Regions from separate parts of the Homo sapiens genome. Here all the other regions are linked to region 2. Evidence: chromatin loops called from intact Hi-C (ENCODE). Cell type or tissue: MCF 10A. All regions are shown on one strand. Region 1 overlaps LINC01483 (long intergenic non-protein coding RNA 1483). Region 2 overlaps LOC105371882 (a long non-coding RNA gene). Region 3 has its middle 450 kb from the start of KCNJ2. Region 4 has its middle 380 kb from the start of KCNJ2.

Region 1 (5,000 bases), 420 kb before region 2:
ACCTGCACCCCAGCCTGGGTGACAGAGCAAAACGCTGTCTCTTAAAACATCAGACAGGTTGGTCTCTGTATTGGTGGAGTCCATCAACTACTAAGAAATATATGCATCAAGTTAGTCATTACAAGTTAGAACAAGTGGGAAGGAGAAATGCACATACTGGGCTAAAAGACAGATGCTAAAGCTATCATTTTCATGCAAGAGTTATACTTAAATCCCATGGATTTTAACATCTAATATACTCAGCCTCCCAACCCCTTCTGCTAATAAGATATAGAAAAGGAGCAAGAGAAGATTAACTTTAGGAGTTGCCTGGTATATACTTCACACAAACATATATAAATCTATCTATCTATCTATCTATCTATCTATCTATCTATCTATCTATCTGTCTATCTATCTCAAGGCTGACTCCCTGCAGGGATTTTAACATCTAATATACTCAGCCTCCCAACCCCTTCTGCTAATAAGGTATAGGAAAGGAGCAAGAGAAGATTAACTTTAGGAGTTGCCTGGTATATACTTCACACAAACATATATAAATCTATCTATCTATCTGTCTGTCTGTCTGTCTATCTATCTATCTATCTATCTATCTATCTATCTATCTATCTATCTATCTATCTATCTATCTCAAGGCTGACTCCCTGCAGGGATTAAGGACTGAGTGAGGAAGAGTAAGTGGCAGAAGATCATTAAGTCCTCCCTCTCTCATCTTTTGTCTTGGGATTTGAGAGTTAGAGAGGGCAGGTACCACTATGTAAGCTTCCCATTTTATTGATGCCAGCGACATTCACATAAAAGGGGCATAGGACTTCCCTAAAGTTAGAGATCTCTATGACTAATGTCTTGTTAATTTGGGAGGTCAAGCTTTGGCAGGGAGCATCTATGTGGCAAGATCCTTAAAACGAGTAATAGAATTTATAGCAATTCTAGATAGTTCCAACTGGAACAGAGACCTAGAGACAGAGTCACACAGCTTCACATAATGGGATTTTAAGAGCATGTATTTCAAAAGATGCTAAGCAAGTTTCATGCTGGGACTAGGATAGAAACTTGGGGAAAAGTTTACATGGCCACATTTTAATTTCTGATGTATTTTCAAAATGTGTATGATAGTCTTTTGGAAAACGCTGCAACAAGAAGAAAAATACTGAAGTGCACATTAGAAGAGTTGGGTTTAATTCAGATCTATCAGTAACCATGTGACTTTGGGCAAAGCACTTTGTCTTTTTTGGGTCTCTGTTTCTTCATCTGAAATATGAGGATTATAGCTAAATTACCACTAGGATCCTTTCTAGCTCCATAATTTTGTGATGTGAGAAGAATCCAAAATATCCTCACAGAGGAGTGAATTTGAACAAGGCAACTCCCCCCATCCCCCCGCCATCTCTCTTTTAATACTTGATGGTAATCCGAAGCCCAGAACCTTTGAGATATTGGAGGGAGAGTGTCATGGAATAAAAAGAGCTCTGAATTTGGAGCTAGTCCACTCCACTTAGTAAATGTGTCACCCTGGGTGAATTATACTTACTTTCTGAGTCTCATGTCCCTCATTTGGGAAACAGGACAAAACCACTCACCCTCACAGGTCCCTCATGAGGATCACATGGGGCGTTACCTATGCAAATGTATCCTATGGCACCTGACACACAGCAGGGTTCAACTGGCAGTCTTCCATCCTTTTCTCTCATCCCCTTGAATGTGGCTGGCTCAGTTTGCTAGTGTGATCTTAGCCGGACTTGGCCCTTATAATCCAATTGTCCACAACCTTCAACAGATATTAGGCTGCCTCCCAGTGATTACCTGCTCTGGAACTCTGCCTTTGATGAAAGCTGGACCGATTTTAGGCTGAATTTTTGTCCTGGACACCTTTGCTATGGAGAAACTCTGATGAGACTCCTGGCACTATAACTGTGTGGGTCATCAGTTTGAATAATTTCCTGACTTCTCATTGAATCCCAGTGAGAGAGTGACACACTGGACAATGCAATGGCAGCCACTGAAGTTTATGCCAGATCCTCACAATAGCTTTTTGGGACCATACATCCCTCTACTCCTGAGAATGCATTTCCTTACACCAACACTCTAGGGCAGCAGAGTGCAGCACTCTAGAGCAACACTCTAGGGCACCAACACTCTAGGCCAGCTCACTCTTTGACTAGGCAGCTATATCAGAAAAACCCATATGGTCCCATGGCTGAAGCATGGGAAATATATTAGAAATAAAAGAATAAAAAACAAGAAAGAGTTTGAGAAGGGAACAAAAATAGAAGAAATGGAAAGTAAAAGAGGGAAGGGAATAGGGAGGAAGGATAGATGTCAACAATGTTGCCAGGGGCTATAGATTGCCTTCTCTGACTTGGTAGAATCAGGAAATAATGAACAGGGGAACTCTCCCAAACAACAGGCTTTCAAAAGCCCAGAATATTATATTTCTGTAATAATCTAATGGTGTGGGAGTGGTGGAGGGCTCTAAATGCTAATTCTATAATATGGGTCCCTGGACTGGCTGCATCAGAATCACCTGAGGGCACTGTATTACATACAGATTTCTGGGCTTCAGGCCCAGATGGACTGAATCAGACTCCTCTGATATGGGGCCAGGGCACATGCCTTTTTCAACAAAGGACCCCAAATATGCTGAGCTTGCACTACATTCACCATTTTACAAATATAATAAGATACTGTTTCATCTTTTCTCAACTAGTTCGAGCCACTGGCTAAAAAATACCTTTTTTATGTTACATCAGTTCTTTAGGGGAGAAAAAAGGAAAAACAAAACCAACAACAAAACCTGGGATTCAGCTGAATATTGTAGATATAAATCTACAAAAGGTTCAAGATCATGGGTATGGGTGTATCACACCACTGAATTATGTGATTTTAGGTAAATTACCAATAATGAGATCATAGGTGGTGACCTTCAGATTTGAGGTTCCATCTCTTCTCCAGACTGTAAGAGACTACTCATTGTGGGAAGGAAAAAGCAAACACAGCTGTCTTCCATCCCAACCCTGCCACCACTTGTAAGTGACTACCCCTTGTGGGGCTTCGTGCAGACCAAGCGAGGATGCTGGTGTACCCAGAGCAGTCGGGCAAGCCAAGCCACTGGAACACAGAAGGTGGGCACGGTGGTGACTCTTGCATACCTCCTTATATGGAGTCCGACCTGATTCTCTTCCCCATCTGCACGTACATGCTCTACATCAACTAAGCCACCCTCCCATGCCTTCTCTCCATGGCCCACCTTTATGTACCACAATTTTTAAATGGTTAAAATTAGATACAGTTGAATTAGACATATATGCAGAGAAGTTTTAAACTAGTTTATCAAAGTTGTCCTACCTGTCTTCCCATTTCTGTAAGCTGGAGTGACCTCTACTGACTGCATCTTGTGTGTCTTTGACACCCAAAGCAAATGCCTTCTGGATTAGTGGCATGATCAAATGTGACTATTTCTTTCCATTGGCTGCATTGTACTACATGTGCACAAAAAACAGAATCATAGCCAACCCACAGCTGCTTATAGGGCGTGTACTGTCATTTTGGTCGGATTCCTGGACTGTCATCCACCATCTATCACAAGCGTCTTTCTTCAAAGGGAGAGTAGGAAAATAAACTTTGACTTTTGCAAGCAAAGAGAGCAAAGAATTGGTTCAATGATATGAATTTTATTAATTATGCAACTTTTTTGGAGAAGAGATAGAAGTCTGCTCCATGTTTGGAAACACCAAAGAATTTAACAATTTACCTCCTGATTTAAGAAAAACTTATCTCACTTGCTAATATATGCAGCTGATTTCTACTCACGAGTAGCTTAGAAGACATTTAGGCAAGCCAAAGGTCCCAAGCATTTCAATTCTGCTGCTCCACTGGCTAGAATTCCAAAATATCTTCTTGATCCTTTGTTGATGGCCCAATAACAAGACTTTAGAGAAAGAGAATAACTTTTCTCCCTTTATTTTATAAATATAACCTTGTTTCAAAAAAATTCAGGCAGCTAATGAAAATACATACCAAAGAAAAAATAATTATACAGAGGTTTATTGGATGGTTTTTCAGTATTTATGTTTAGCAAAATAAGGTTTTGATAAATGTTACAAATAATTATTCTAACTGAAATTGAACTGCTCGCACTGGGAATATTTCACTATTTAGTGTTTTTCCAATATGAAAACTTAGTTTGGATGCAAATTTAGTTTCAGGCACCTGTGAAGGCCACCATAATCTGCAAATGTCAGAGATGTTGGGTTTTAGTTGCTAGATTAAATACTGTATATATTGTTTATATAGTTTTAGTTTTAAAAATTTATTTATTGAGTTGCAAAGCTTAGATAATTACTATTATTTATACTATTTCTTCCATCTATATGGAAGAATTCTGAAGTCTCAGGACAACTTTTACAATAATCTGACCCTCAACTTCATTTCAAAAGAAAACAGAGAGAGGGCCAGTATAACGTGCTGAAGACACTGGTCAGGGCCTTCAGGCCACTCTCCCTTTTATAAAATATCTGCCTTCAATTACAGTCTTGATGACTGATGGGAAGGCAGATCTGTTAGCTGCAGGTGCTCATCTGCCATGGTGAATGGGTGTGATCCTAGTTGGGCTAGCTGATGCTCCTAGGTACTAGGACCTGAGACCCAGAGATCAGTTAGGTTGCTTACGAGAAGCAATAGTGGAGCTGAGGCAATCCTTGACAAGGTCTGGGGCAAATCACATTATGCATATTCATAAAAACTAAAATCCTATCAAGGGAGCTAGTCTGTGGAGGGGAATAGAGCATGTATTTTTTATATATGACTTTGTAACAAATTATCATACATTTAGTAGCTTAACACAATATAAGTTTATTATCTCATTTTTTTTCTATGAGTTGGGAATCTGGGCAGGGATTATTAGGTTCTTTGTTTTAGAGTTTTCTGATTATACAAGGCTATAATCAAGATGTCAGCTTGGCACTGAAGTCTCATCCAAACATTCCTCTGAGAAAGGTCCA
Region 2 (5,000 bases):
CAATTCAATTTCTACATGAGTTTTACAAGGAACAAACATTCAAACTATAGTATGGGCTAATTGCAGAGTATGTTAGGATACCTTTACACACAAACACATATATATGAACATACCTATATATATATGTGTGTATGTATGCTTATATACATGTATATATATGTATGTATAGACAGACACACATCTAACTATCTGGCAGATAGGAGTTATTCAGTAAATGAATATTCTCTGTTTTCTTCCATATATATTAGTAATAGCAAGGTATTTCAGAGGAATTTGAAAGCAAAAGCATTATTAGCGGTAGGATAGTAATGCTCTACTGATTATCACAATTTTAAAAAACGTCTTATGTTTTTATCTTGATATGTGGTTGATGTATGAGATCATAGTCTCCTCCTGCTCCCAAGGGAAATTGATTTCCACCTCAGGGCTGCCATTAATGAGCTGTGGGTTTTGGGGGAGTTAACCTCCTTGGTCCACTATTTCTGAACATTGATGACATGGATGTTCTTTAAATTACTTTACGGTTCTTTACAGCCACAAAATGTGCTGATTTTTCCTCGCTCTACTTGTAGCCCTGATTTTTTTGTTGTTGGCTTACAATGCTTTTATTTCATTGCCACATTGCTATGGTCTAAATGTTTCTGTCCCCTCCAAATTCCCATGTTGAAATCCTAAGCCCCCAAGGCCATGGTATCCAGAGGTGTGGCCTTTGGAAGGTGATTAGCTTATGGGGGTGGAGGCCTCATAAGAAAAATTAGTGCCCTTTTAGAAGAGGCCTGTGTGAGACCGCTCACCCCTTCTACCCTGTGGAAACACAGTGAGAAGGTGCTGCCTCTGACCCAGAAAGTAGACTCTCACCAGACAATGAATCTGCCTTGATCTTGGACTGTCAAGTCTCCAGAACTCTAAGAATTAAATTTCTGTTGTTGATAAGCCATCCAGTTTATGGCATTCTGTTATAGCAGACTGAACAGGGTTAGATACATATGTATTTTAGTGCAGTATTTTCTATTCTCATAAGTACTGTACCATCTGAATTCAGCTGGAAAGTTCCAATTTTACAATACTTTGTGCAATTTTAAAAATCTTTCTTTAATGTACAACTCACTGTGATGTACATTTTATACATCCCATGATAATAATTTGACAATTCAGTTAAAGTTATATTTGTTGAATTTAGTTTTCAGTTCTGCTATTACTGCCCTTTTCTAAAATTGGGTCTATTTTAAACAGGAAAATTGAAGCCATTTAAAAACACCACAAAATTTGATTTCAAAAAAGATAAAATATTGCTTTTACAATTGTAATGGCAGGAAGCAAGTAGCATAATGAAAAATGTAATAACCATAGTAGAACACTAAAATTCTAATGGGGACACCTTACGCTCATGACATAAACTAATAAAAGGCATCATCATACATGTTATTTTGTAAAATGCCAGAATTCTTAATCTAGGGAAGTTGGGGGAAAATGCTCATTTATGGGATGCTACTAACCCTTCATGTTATTATAAAGGAGTGCATCAGGGCCGGGCGCAGTGGCTCACGCCTGTAATCCCAGCACTCTGGGAGGCCTAGGAGGGCAGATCACGAGGTCAGGAGATCGAGACCATCCTGGCTAACATGGTGAAACCCCGTCTCTACTAAAAATACAAAAAATTAGCCAGGCATGGTGGCGGGCGCCTGTAGTCCCAGCTACTGGGGAGGCTGAGGCAGGAGAGTGGGGTGAACCGGGGAGGTAGAGCTTGCAGTGAGCCGAGATGGCGCCACAGCACTCCAGCCTGGGTGACAGTGAGAGTCTCTGTCTCAAATAAATAAATAAATAAAAAATAAAAAGAAGTGCATCTTCAGGTGGGTGATTTGTCTGACGAATGGCAAACTGTACCTGGCTAGCCTGTATTTCATTTTAACTTGGGGAAAAGGTGGTTTCTCTTGTATACCTTTCCAATGAGTGTAGCTCACCATCATTGCAACACCTAGATTCCCAGGCATCAGTGGTCTCCCAGTCTCCTGAACATGATGAGAGATGGCCTGTTCTCAATACAAAGCCATCATGAAATAAATGCAGGGCACACTGGGCTATTCTGGGTTCTTTTCCCAATATTGTGCCTGGCATGAAATGCAGAAAAACAGCAACTTTCAATGGACAAATTTGAACCTGTAGTGTAAGCCGAAGTTTCTGGAATGGTATTTTTATTCTTATATTATAAATAAATGTTAGCATGGTCATGAAATAACTAAGACTGAATGGAGAGCAACATTAGATCCATTGAACAATATAACTTTGTGTTTATCCTTCTTCAAAAGTGTAACTTATTATTTAAGTTATTACTGTTTGTTTTAAACCTTTGAATAATACATAAAATGATAGCTCTGTGGACCTGCTTGTCCTGGTGGGGCTGGAGATTGGAGGAAAAAAAAATATTAATGATGTTGCAGGCAGAAAGAAGACAAAAACTAAACAAAAGCACTTCGCCTTTTCCCCAAAGGTTGGGGTGATATTTAATTATGAAATGTCATAATTGTAGTGATAACAAGATTAATAATAACAATTATGTAAATGCCTCTGGTAATTGCAATTCTATTAGGAGGCTGAGTATTTTTGGTCACTATTGTGCCACCTTGTGGTCACAAGAGAACACATGTTTTTTCCATGAAGTAAATCCATTAAGTTTTAATTTATCCCCGACTGCTATGGAATGATATTTGGAAAAATAACTTGGAATGCTCGGTGTCAATAATACCGATAAACAAAATATAATGGACACCATTCAAGTCAGAAAATAGCAGGCACTGAAAAGCAACAAATAACATTGTTCTAAGTATAGATTCCATGTGCTAGATTTCCCCCAGCTACCTCAACATGGATTACATATTTAGAAGATAAAATTGTAGTTTCTTTAGACTGCCATTCTCAATCTACAAATATAGACATGAAACTCTGGATGACATCCGTTGAGCATCTAATAAATAATTCAACACTCTATTTATTGCAAGGGAAGGCAGCCAAAATGTAGGTATCGATTACCAATATTGTGTTAAAATAATCACGCTAATGCATGTATAGGTATAGCTTAATAAACATGATTTTAATGGCATGAGTGAATATTTGCTTTATAAATATGTATATTATAATCTCATAATTTATATGCATTTCAAAGAATCGTGATATTTGTTTAAAGGATTTTTCTGTTTTCTAAATCCTGCTTATGTCAGTATCCAGATGTGATGAACTGAGAAAGGTAGGATTAGCCACCTTCCCATAAAGTACTGTCTGCTAGAAACTAAATAATATATTTTGTAACAAATTCAGACATTTAATGGCCACCATCTTATACCATCAGTGCTTATTTGATTAAGGCTGTAGTTTTTCTTTTTAATTAAAGATAAAAATATTAAAAACAAGAAAGTCTCAATAATTCTGTCATTATAAGTAGTGTCTGTGGGTGTATGTTGCGGTGTGTGTGTGTAGAATGGGGGTGGAGGAGGGGGAGAGAGAGAGAGAGAGAGAGAAAGAAGTAGTATATAAGATAATGCATTCTCACAGATATACTGCCGTACTAGTATTGGTTTTAAGTATCTCCATCCATCTCTCTGCCTCTTTGTCTCCGTTTTCTTTGTTTCTTGACCTTATATGTATCTATTTCTCTCTTTTCTCTGATTTTTTTCTACTTATCTTACTCTCTACATATTAGTCTCTCTTTCTCTGTCTCTTTCTGTGTCTGTTTCACTCTCTCATTTAATTTAGATTGAAATCTAGGTGGTCAGGTAATCTAGATTTGAATCCTAGCCCCATGGATTACTAATGGTGTGGCCTTAGAGAAACTCCTCAGGCATCTAAGCCTCAGTTGCTTGTTAAATAGGGGTTAAAGTACTTACCTCGTAAAATTGTTCTCACAATTAAATGAAACATGACATATTGTAAAAGCCCTTAAGACAAAATCTAGCACAGAGTAAATGGCCAATATATGGTGTTTATTTTTATTTTTGTTGTCTGTGAAATATATACATTTTTAGTATTCCAATCTGTACCATCATAAGTTGCTCTAATACTGCCTTATTTATACGTATAATAAGTGACAGATGTAGCTCACAGAATTTTAAAAATGAATCTCCCATGTACCTCTTCTAACCACTTTATCAATGAATCGCTCAAAAGAAGAAGGTGTCTTTCTTATAATCATATAATTATTTAGTAGATCTGATACAGGAATTCATATCTTCTCTATCCTTACACACAGTTCATTGCAATGAATAATAATTCCCAATGTAAATCATGCCTTTTTTAGTAGTCTGTCTTTTCTTTTCTCTTTCTCTTCTTTCTTTCCTTCCTTCTTTATTCCTTTCTTCCTTTTTTCTTTCTTTGTCTTCCTTCCTTTTATATTTCTTTCTCTCTTAAATTAATGCAGCCAGTGACATAACAATTTTCAACAAGTACTCGATTTTTATAAAATTCATTAATTCATGCATTCATATATACCATGTGTCAGATCATGTGTAGACATTTTGAAGGTAATAATGAACTAAATAGAAAAAAAGATACTTCCCTCATGAAACTTAAAATACAGTGAGAGAGTGGCTAGGCGCGGTGGCTCACGCCTGTAATCCCAGCACTTTGGGAGGCCAAGGTGGGTAGATCACCTGAAGGCAGGAGTTTGAGACCAGCCTGGCCAACATGGTGAAACTCCATCTCTACTAAAAAGTACAAAGAAAATTAGCTTGGCTTGGTGGTACACGCCTGTAATCCCAGCTACTCGGGAAGCTGAGGCAGGAGAATCGCTCGAACCTGAGAGGCGGAGGTTGCAATGAGCTGAGATAGCGCCACTGCACTCCAGCCAGGGCAACAGAGTGAGACTCTGTCTTGAATATATATAAATATATATATATTGTATATATAATATATATACAATATATATAATATAAAATACAAATATACATATATATTTATATATACATAGTGGGAGAGACAGAAATTAAAGAAACAAATATATTTCCTCCTGC
Region 3 (5,000 bases), 480 kb after region 2:
AAGAAGTGCTCTGAAGCAAATTGGAATATAATATTGATAATGACAATAAATTGTAAATTCGTATAACTTTGTAAAAATTTAATATTTGTGCATTTCTGAAGTTCTTTGAACCTTCTTTTTTATCAGCAGTGTTTCTAGGTAGTGTTCATTTCTTCAGACAGAAGGTTCTTAAAGAGTCATGACTGCCTTATTAGTTATGTTTGTGCTTCCAAAACTTACAGTCCATTCCATCTGTGGTGAGCCACTTCAGCAAAATATATTTTGGACCATGAATTATTGGGCATAATGTAACAAAGCAACTGGTTGTTTGACATTTTTTTTTTGTTTGGTATCATGTAGATAGTTATTTTTAGAACCAACTCTAAATGACTTTTCTCCGGCCTTTTTCTTTTTTTTTGAGATGGAGTCTCGCTCTGTCGCCCAGGCTGGAGTGCAGTGGCACAATCTCGGCTCACTGCAACCTCCACCTCCAGGGTTCAAGCGATTCTCCTGCCTCAGCCTCCCGAGTAGCTGGGACTACAGGCATGCGCCACCACATCCAGCTAATATTTTGTATTTTTAGTAGAGATGGGGTTTCACCGTGATAGCCAGGATGGTCTCGATCTCCTGACCTCGTGATCTGCCCCCTTGGCCTCCCAAAGTGTTGGGATTACAGGCATGAGTCACCGCGCTGGCCTTCTCCAGCATTCAACAAGTGTCATGCTATAGTCGACGTGTCAGAAATATCCAGTGAGAATCAGGGAAACCTCATTAGAAAGAGTTCCTGATTGGTTCCCATATGTTCCTGAGCTGTTTACTATATTAGAGTATGGTTTCAGTTTCTCTTATTTCTTTCACTAATCTTTGGGCTCTAACAAGGTATATTCTCATTATAATCTCTCTGTTCTCTCAAAATCTAACACAGTACTAAGTACAAAGTTAGTTCTCTCTATATTGTAGTTAAATGGAATGAGTTCATTACAAGAAGATTAGGGCTGAATTAGCCCAGTTTGGCATTTTACATATTTGAATAATCAAATGGTAGCTAGAACCTCTATTTTGCTTGGTTTTATTAATTCAGTGGGGGACACCTGCCGGATTTAATTTCTCCCTCATTTCTAATGGACTAAGTCAGTTTAGGTCACTGTGAAGACGTGGGTGAGGTCATGAACTTCAGTCTAGGGCTGCTGTTTTATTGTTTAGACTATCGCAGCCCTCCTAAGCCAAATTTCTTATATACTTTCAAAATAAAAATGCAGCAAACTAGTGTGGAAGTAGCCTCCAGAGCGTTCTGCCCCTCACCACCCCCGGCCCCTCCAAAGTTAGACTTAATCTTCTTGTTTCCATGTCAAATCCAAACTGGACCACCATCACTAGTTTCCTAGGAAACCCTGAAAAACTGTCTTTACATAACTCACTTTGCCCACTATTGGAATGCTGCCACTTCTGGGGAAAGGCACAGCAGCTGTTCAGCTGCCTCATAGCAACACTTCACAACAGTGTGGGAGGAAAGCAAAGACCAGCAATATACTTAAATTAAACTTCCCTGGGGAGAGCAAGATACCAGGGCAGAAGGTAATAGTTTAGAGTCGAGAGCATCTAATTAGTCAACAAACCTGCCCTGAAAGCGAACGTAGTGAATTTTTAATGAAATCAAGAGACCCAGTGTTTTTTCTCATCTTCCACTTGAAAGGCACTGATACATATTTAACTGCTATCATCGAAAGAGTCCTTCTGTTTCAAACATACTTCCAAAGAAGTATTTTTTTTATTTTTATTTTGAACTAAACAACAAAAAAGAACACCCACAGCAAAGAATAAAGGTCAACTGGGTTATGTTTTCATATAATTCCTACTATTTCCCCAAAAGTTAATAACATTTCATCCAGCTACCCCTTGGACTAGCTAGGACTAGCTAGAATTGCCAAAACTCAGATGACAATGCAAGAAGCATCGTTTCAACCTGGCTCTGTTCTCTCTTTAGCACGGAAACAAAACACATGTTTATAGCAGCCATTCTTTGAACCGTGATTCATAAAATAGGGGTAGAAATTAAAGAGGTAAAGTCAAAGTTGCCAATAGTAAGAGGAAAATATTTGAACGGATGGAACCCAAACTGCCATGTAATGCTGTGCAGTTTGCTGTGCATAAAGGCACTCAGCCAACGAAGCAAATGGAAGCTTAAAATGCAGTTTGGGCTCCCCTAACCAAACTGTGCACCCAGGAGTCAGGCTACTACTTCCCGAAGAAGGGGTACCTTTTTCTCAGCACAAAGGCGCCATCTGTTGGCCATCTCAACAGAGGGGCTGCTTTCTTTCGGCGGGTTGTGGTCATTCAGAGGGGAAGCCAATTTTTCTAGTGGAAACCCCGCATAGAATGGGGGACCCTAAGAGGCATTCTTGTACAAATACTTCATTTTATACATAAGAGAACAAACACCAGGGGTCCAGTAGAGAACAAAAATAAGGACCTCTGTTTCAGAAAGCAGAAAAAGATGTTATTAAAAGTACTAACAGAAACTTTTTTCTCTCTCCATGAATTCTCTGAAATAGTCATGGTGTCTTTATTTGCTCCATGTTATTGATTTAGTGTAATTCTAAGCAAAGACAATTTTAAAATGTAATTATTAGCATTAATTTCCCTTTTCATCTTTATGTCGTGAAATGTCAGCTTTTAATATGAATGTAAATGCATTTTGTTGGTTACACGGAGTCACTGATGCTATCCACTTCCTATTTTGTAGGTCGTACACGCCTACCCATTTCCTTCTTATCAGAAGAGTGAAAACACTGCAGAAAACCACCTCTTCTGTTTGTATTTTACTTCCGGAAACATATACATCCCATCAACCCTCTCTATCTTCAGTTTACTAGTGAATAAAGAAGGACTTAAAGGTAAAGAGACCATGGCTACTCCTATATTCCAATGTTGTCTTCATTTCCAGCCTAAGTGGCTGGCTGGCACATGGAGGGAAGTAACAGGAGTTAGAATGGCTATCATAGGTTCCTTGTTCCTCTATGTTTCCCAGAAGGCCATTGTCTTATTTCTCCACCGGAAAGCAACTTCAGGTTTGAATGGAATATGTGGACTCTAGGGATGTCAGAGTCCCTGCTCACTCCCTTGGGAATGGTACATGCTTACCTGTACTCTTGAGTCTTTCTAGACCCTCAGGCATTGTGAGTCTACTAGAATTTTGTGTCATGCAGCATTGCAAATGCTATAAGACAATGGGGAAGTACGGAACTACAGGGAACATTCAAAGTGTGCATATCTCCTCTGCTCACACATAGGCACCATTGTCCCATTAGACTTTACTTACAGAACACAAGTTGAAGGATTAAATTATCAAGAATTTCAAGACAGTAACATGAGAGCATTAAACTAGACACAGGGCCCTTCTGAGGACTGAGCACAGGTTGCCAGCCCACAAAACTGGACATGAGAAATATTAAGTGATTTGCCTAATAACCAGAGATAAATGCCTTTCAACTTCAGCTCATTTCTAAGCATTAACTTCTATTTACTTTTTTTTTTAGCTAATAAACTGACCTTTCTAACAATTCTTCAGTGTTACTATTAGATCAATGAATAATGGAATGCAAATGTTTGGGAGGGAAGGATGCTAACAGTGATCGAATGCTCATGGTGCTTTGCCGTGCTTACCTAAATGATCTTATTCATTACAATTCTAATGAGGCAAGGTGTGTTTAATGCATTTTTAAAGCTGGATACTTAAAACCTTAAGAAAGCAAGTAACTCATCCAATGTCAAGTAACTTATGTGTTGAGAAAGCAAGATCAATGAGTTATAAACACACGGAACTTGAGTTCCGTTCCCAACCTCCCTTTCAAAATCTATTCAGCGGCGTCGCTTTCCCATGACTCTAGATGGAGAGTTGGGCGGGCCCTTGAGTTTCTACCTGCTTGGAGGTATTGAACAGTTTCTCCCATTACTTTAGATGACAACTCAGATTCAACTTGGAAGCTGAAGTGTGCAGGTATCTGTAACATTCACATGTCTGGATTGACTTAATGTTAAATTTTCTTCCCTTCCCTAGCTGGGCTGTTGAAATTGGCCACACCATTGCCAACAGTGACACAGCACTTCCTCTTTCCTGCTTGAGTCTTCCTCCAGTTATTAGTTTGAATGGGAGTGGTTAGTACTTAGAAAGTGGGGTGTGGAGCATGAAATATGGGAGTGGGGATGAGAAATTTCTTATTGGGGTGAGTTTTGTGCCAACTCAGACTTCTCTTAATCTCAAGGATTCTGTTTTAACCTGGGTTCTCACAATGCAGAACCTGCATAATTTATTGGGAACTGTAACCCTGAAAGTGAGGGACAGGGGTAGTGAAACAAGGCAGGTTCAAAATAAGGATGTTTCAAGATGGTCAATGTCAGGATATCTGGATGTTCACTCCTATGGGATCTTCTGGAAAGCTGAGTGGCATGAGCTTTAGGATCAGGCCTTCAGCAGAGGAAGGAGAAGTTTTGCTTGCTGGTTTCTATGCATATTTATCCAGAGTTCATCCCATGAGACATTAGCCCTCTTAGAGTTCCAGGATGAAAAAGAGTGATCACAAAATTTTCTGCCATGTCACAGAAAAGCCCAGGGATGGGCCACAGGAATGCTGGATGGGCTTGATGTATGGTGGTGCCAAGATGCACCTGCAGGAAGCCATTTGGGGTCCATGCACAGGCCCATCACTGAAGCTGTGGCCAAAATCAGAGAACAAAGGGGTTTAGTGGATCTGATATGATGCATGAACAATGTCTAACATGGGTGCTTTCCTGGGTTCACTGGAGGAGATTCAACTTGGGCCCTCCAACTCAAATTCTAGGTGTGTGCCCTGCCTCCTCTTCAGACATTTGCCTTCTGAAAGCCTGGCCCTTGGGAGGCTCACTTTATAGCACATATCACCTCTCATATATTGGAGTCCCATTTTCCTCATCCTGATAGTCCTTTTGAGCAGGACTTCAATAGCTCCAGTCCAGTTCACTCTGCAACAAAAGTCTGCATTGGG
Region 4 (5,000 bases), 410 kb after region 2:
GGAGTGACCCGATTTTCCAGGTGCGTCCGTCACCCCTTTCTTTGACTCGGAAAGGGAACTCCCTGACCCCTTGAGCTTCCCGAGTGAGGCAATGCCTCGCCCTGCTTCGGCTCGCGCACGGTGCGCGCACACACTGGCCTGCGCCCACTGTCTGGCACTCCCTAGTGAGATGAACCCGGTACCTCAGATGGAAATGCAGAAATCACCCGTCTTCTGCGTCGCTCACGCTGGGAGCTGTAGACCAGAGCTGTTCCTATTCGGCCATCTTGGCTCCTCCCTCTCCAAGCCTTTCTTGAATCTAGGTAGAGCCATGTGACTAGGTGCTGCCAATAGAATATGCATGGTAGTTATTGGGTTCTCCAGGCTGAAGCAGTGAATGAGTGGGTGTCCCCTTTTTCCTTGTTCCCTCTCTCTCTGTATCTCACTGTGTGTGAGTGTGTGTGTGTGTGTGTGTATGGAAGCTGGAAGAAAGCTGAGGCCAGGGGAGAAGGTGGAGAGCCATAAGATGTTCATGAGCATTACCTGACAAGTACCCGCTTTTGTTGCTGTGTGAAGAGTAAGTGAAATTTTTATTTTGTTAATTCAAGGAGATTTTAGGGGTCCATCTGTTATAGTAGCTACCCTTACCCTAAATGGTACCCTGGTTTAGGCCAGTCATGATTCATCCTCTGAAAGTAGAGTGACAGGGCCTATTTTCCTTAAGTTCTTGATGTCTCCCTGCTCTTAACCTATTAATTGAGCCTCTGTTACCAGGTATAGATATTATAACAATAGTAGAAAGTGTCTCCCACAGTACGTCATAACAATTTTTGTATGCCTGTTGAAAATACAGAGCCCTTAACTCTTCCCCAGGATTACTGAATTAGGCTCAGCTGTCTACATATTTAAAAGTACTCTAAATGATTCTAATGTACCCTGAATTTGGACACAACTGCTCCATAAGGTGTCATGGAGCAGCAACCCATGGATCATCAATGTACCGTCCTCCTCCAGAGCATTGATGTGCTGAGAAGTAGAAGGTATTAGAGGCAGAAGCCATCATTCCTTACAAGGGAGAATGGGAGTAGTGGGTCTTGATGCCGACAGCAGACACAGGGATGATGTCCACCGTAACCTGGATAACGTCATAATAATGTAACATAGTAAATATGATTTAAAGGAGGAGTACCTTCAAAATAAGACAGGAAGAAGCCTGTCAAGTCACTCAAGCTCTTCTTTGCCCCAAAACAGTTGCCTATGACACTTTACCAAAGCATTATTACTTAAAGGTTTTAAAGTAACATAGACCAGCAGCACCACCTTGCATGCCATATTTGAGCTTTTTAAAGAGCCCATTGCCTAGTAAGGGTACATGAATTCAGTAAGGCATAGGTCTGCTAGACACAGGCATTCAACGCTCTGGAGGAGATTATATGAAACTAAGAGTTGAGAGTCACTTTTGAGTGATGTAGCGACGCAAATAAGAATTTTCAAATCTGTCAAAATGTAGGCTGTTAAGTTTGACCTGGGGCACTAAGTCTGAAGGGTTAACAGAGAAGTGATGAGCCAATGTAAAGCTGTATACACACGTGCACACACACAGGAGCTGGGTGAGAATGTTCATAAAGCAACAGGGAAATGTGGTTAGTGAGCACCTGGCAAAATGGCTTTACAAATGCTTTCCCTGAGTTTTAGGTAGAGGAATGTCTTGTTGGTGTAAGCATACAAACCAAAGAGCTCTGAAGTAATTCACTATTGCCTTGAACTTTAGGTGACCCAAATCAAGGAATAAGGGATAGCTTAATTTAATGAAAGTAGAAGGTAAAAAAAAAAAAAAAAAAAAGTTCAGTCTATTTGGTAAGAAAACCTCTTTGGCAAACAGCAGACATGATGTTGCTGATGGAATCTTTAAAGAGGTAGCGGATTTGGTGAAGGACTTGTGTTTGGCATGGAAGGGCTGGGCAAGAAGAACCCTCTCCATTGCATAGCAGAGGGTTCCCCCTTTCAAGCGTGCTTAGGGAGATGGAGTTAGTGGCTGAAACACAAATTTAAGCCCTTTGAAATGTAATATCCTACGCCCTCTGGTGGTTACATTTTTTAAAAATCGTACTAAAGAAAACAGGTTGAAGAAATCATAGAATGCCAATTACAGGAATAACAGGGATCTTAAGTGTCATTTGTCAGAGCTGTATTCAAGATGCCCTTATCGTTAGTTAAAGGTGTCAGCCCCTGAATCAGAAAGAAAAAAAAAGCCTTATTTAATCAGTTTTGCAAATGCTTGAGAAGTCAGCTTTCTCCCGGTTTTTCTCCATCACTTTTCAGGAACTTTTCCATTATGCCTCTGTCGTCAGAATACTTCCGAGATTTGGAAGATAGTGACTCCACTTGGGATGGCTCTGAGGTCCTGCTCCTTCTTGGTATTTTGATAGAAAAGCCTTTTGCCACTCAAAGGGGAATTTCTAAAAGAAACTTCAAACCACACAATTACTTTAAAAGGGTGATCACACAGTAATACATTGAATGATGCCTGGCCAGGATCTAACAAACTTGTCTGTTTCCCTCTTTGTTGTGTCTGGGAGACAGAAAGACAGCCTGGCCATTCTCATGGCAAACTGTCATTAAATTATATCAAGTGTAAATAGTTGTGACTGACACTGTTAACAAAGAACAGGAATCCAGGAACAAAAGGGCACTTCAATGAAGATTAGATGTTCCTTAAGCAACAGATTTTAAGGACCTAGATTCCATAAAATTAGAGTTCTGATTAAGTCTTATAGATATATGTGTATGACATATGCAAGAGGACTTAGATAAAAATTTCAGAGAAAAATTGAATTAAAGATAAAAATTAAAAATACAAGCTTTGTCAACATAAGCTTCCTCAAGTTCAGGACACTTTTGTAAGTGATGATACCTGCCATTTAGTCCACCTATAAAAAACCGATGGTCCTTGGAATTTAACCATGTCAATGCAGTGTTTTTTCCATATTAGCTGAAGAAAAATAGGTACCTTAAAATTTTTTGTTTTAGGATCAGAAAACAAAAAGAAGTCAGAAGGATCCAGATTAGGACTGTAACATGGATACTTAATGATTTCCCATTAAAACTCTCATAAAATTGTCTTTGTTTATTAGAGGGATGAGCAGGAGCATTGTCCTGGTGGAGAAGCACTCTTTGGTGAAGCTTTCCTGTGTGTTTTTCTGCTAAAGCTTTGGCTTTCTCATAACACTCTTATCATAAGCAGATGTTATTATTCTTTGGCCCTCCAGCAAATCAACAAACAAAATGCCTCAAGCATCTCAAAAAACTGTTGTCATGATCTTTGCTCTTGGCTGGTCTACTTTGGCTATGACTGGACCACTTCTATTTCTTGGGAGCCATTATTTTGATTGTGCTTTGACAGCAGGACACACTAATAAAGCCATGTTTCCTCTCCTGTTACAATTCTTTGAAGAATACTTCAGGATCTTGATTCTATTTGTTTAAAATTTTCATTGAAAGCTCTGTTCTTGTCTGCAGCTGATTTGTGCACAACAGTTTTTGCACCTATCAAGGGGAAAGTTTACTCACCTTTAATTTTTCAGTCAAAATTGTGTGGCTCACGCCTGTAATCCCAGCACTTTGGGAGGCCTAGGCAGGTGGCTTACCTGAGGTCAGGAGTTCGAGACCAGCCTGCCCAACATGGCCAAACCCCATCTCTACTAAAAATACAAAAAATTATCAGGGTGGATGTGGTGGTGGGTGCCTGTAATCCCAGCTACTCGGGAGTCTGAGGCAGGAGAAGCACTTGAACTGGGGAGGCAGAAGTTGCAGTGAGCTGAGGTTGCACTCCAGCCTGGGCGACAAGAGCGAAACTCCGTCTCAAAGAAAAAAAAAGAAAAGCAAGAAAAAAGCCGTGTAAACTAAACGAATTGAAATATCTATTGTGTTGGCTGTTGGTTCTGCTATTAATTGGTGGTTCTCTTCAATTAAGGCATAAACAAAATTAATTTTTTTCTTGCAAACTGATGTCGATGGTCTGCTCCTTTGGGCTCATTTCAACATCATCTCATTGACAATTTAAAGTGAGTTACTCATTTATAAATTACTGATTTATTTGGGACATTGTTTCCATAAACTTTTCATAAAGTGACAATGATTTTGCCATTCTTTCGCCCAAGCTTTACCATAAATTTGATGTTTGTTCTTGCTTCAATTTTGGAAGAATTCATATTGCTTTGATAGGGAATCATTTCAAACTCATGTTTTGTAATTCTTAGTGCCTCTAATTAGATCCTGTTCAGTCATATTGTAACAAATTGGTACAAGTTTATTTGGTGCAAAATTTTTTTTGAAATCTATACGTAGATTTTGCAAAATAAACATTTTCCATAAAGCTTCTGACAACCCCTTATTTATAGCAAGATCTTTATTTAGCTAGATATGTAAAGCTAGAATATACATTCATACAATGCAAACAGCATAATATATGTTTAACAAATATTTACGAATAAATCAAAGGAGGAGAAATCTGAAAAGGTCTTATATTTTGTGCCTAGATTTTTCTGAAAATTCATTTTCTAACAAATCATACGGTGATTTTGATTTGGTGGTGGGAAGAGTGGTGGGTGGGTTGGAGGATGTTGTTAAATTGGAGAAAATTTAGATTCAGAGCAAAATAAAAGGTATCTTTAAAACATTTTTTGTTTTTTAAATTTGTTTGTATTTTCTATTTTCATTTTTTTCTACATTTAAATAAGAAAGTTTGTATTATGCAAATCCCAGGAACTGTATTAAGTTGAATTATCACTATAGAGGTGAATGGTTCCGTAAAATACAGTTAGTGGAACCTTGTTAAAAACACCCTAATATCCTAAAATGACTTTGAAATGTGATCTGAAAACCCTGTCATTTTCCAGTTTGAAAATGTAGAAATCTAAAACCAATTATAATAGAGAAAAAAATTTAAGTGAATGTGATTTTGTGTGTTGTTAGGAGTCCCTTCACTTTCCTGTGTACAATTGGCTTTCCTATATGAAAGC

The links. Peaks named below come from ENCODE experiments on the same cell type or tissue, not always from the same donor. Only the 100,000 strongest peaks of a DNase experiment are listed, where the experiment ranks them.
Region 1: it touches region 2 in a loop (11-fold over the local background); 12 of 110 quality-filtered maps call a loop at or near these places.
Region 3: a loop joins it to region 2, with 12 times the contacts of the local background. A loop is called at or near these places in 10 of 110 quality-filtered maps.
Region 4: it touches region 2 in a loop (4-fold over the local background); 6 of 110 quality-filtered maps call a loop at or near these places.

The regions. Positions count from the first base shown.
Region 1 is chr17:69,721,843-69,726,842 of GRCh38, forward strand. The region is part of intron 3 of LINC01483 (long intergenic non-protein coding RNA 1483); the gene reads left to right. Among named protein-coding and RNA genes, the nearest start is that of LINC01483, 130 kb to the left of the region's middle. In MCF 10A, a CTCF peak has its summit at 2,095; no DNase peak of the experiment used is centred here.
Region 2 is chr17:70,141,807-70,146,806 of GRCh38, forward strand. The region is part of intron 3 of LOC105371882 (a long non-coding RNA gene); the gene reads right to left. Among named protein-coding and RNA genes, the nearest start is that of KCNJ2-AS1, 25 kb to the right of the region's middle. In MCF 10A, a CTCF peak has its summit at 2,615 (motif pointing left); no DNase peak of the experiment used is centred here.
Region 3 is chr17:70,620,330-70,625,329 of GRCh38, forward strand. No RefSeq gene overlaps it. Among named protein-coding and RNA genes, the nearest start is that of KCNJ2, 450 kb to the left of the region's middle. In MCF 10A, a CTCF peak has its summit at 2,296 (motif pointing left); a DNase peak (open chromatin) is centred at 2,242.
Region 4 is chr17:70,550,564-70,555,563 of GRCh38, forward strand. No RefSeq gene overlaps it. Among named protein-coding and RNA genes, the nearest start is that of KCNJ2, 380 kb to the left of the region's middle. In MCF 10A, a CTCF peak has its summit at 2,055 (motif pointing left); a DNase peak (open chromatin) is centred at 2,038.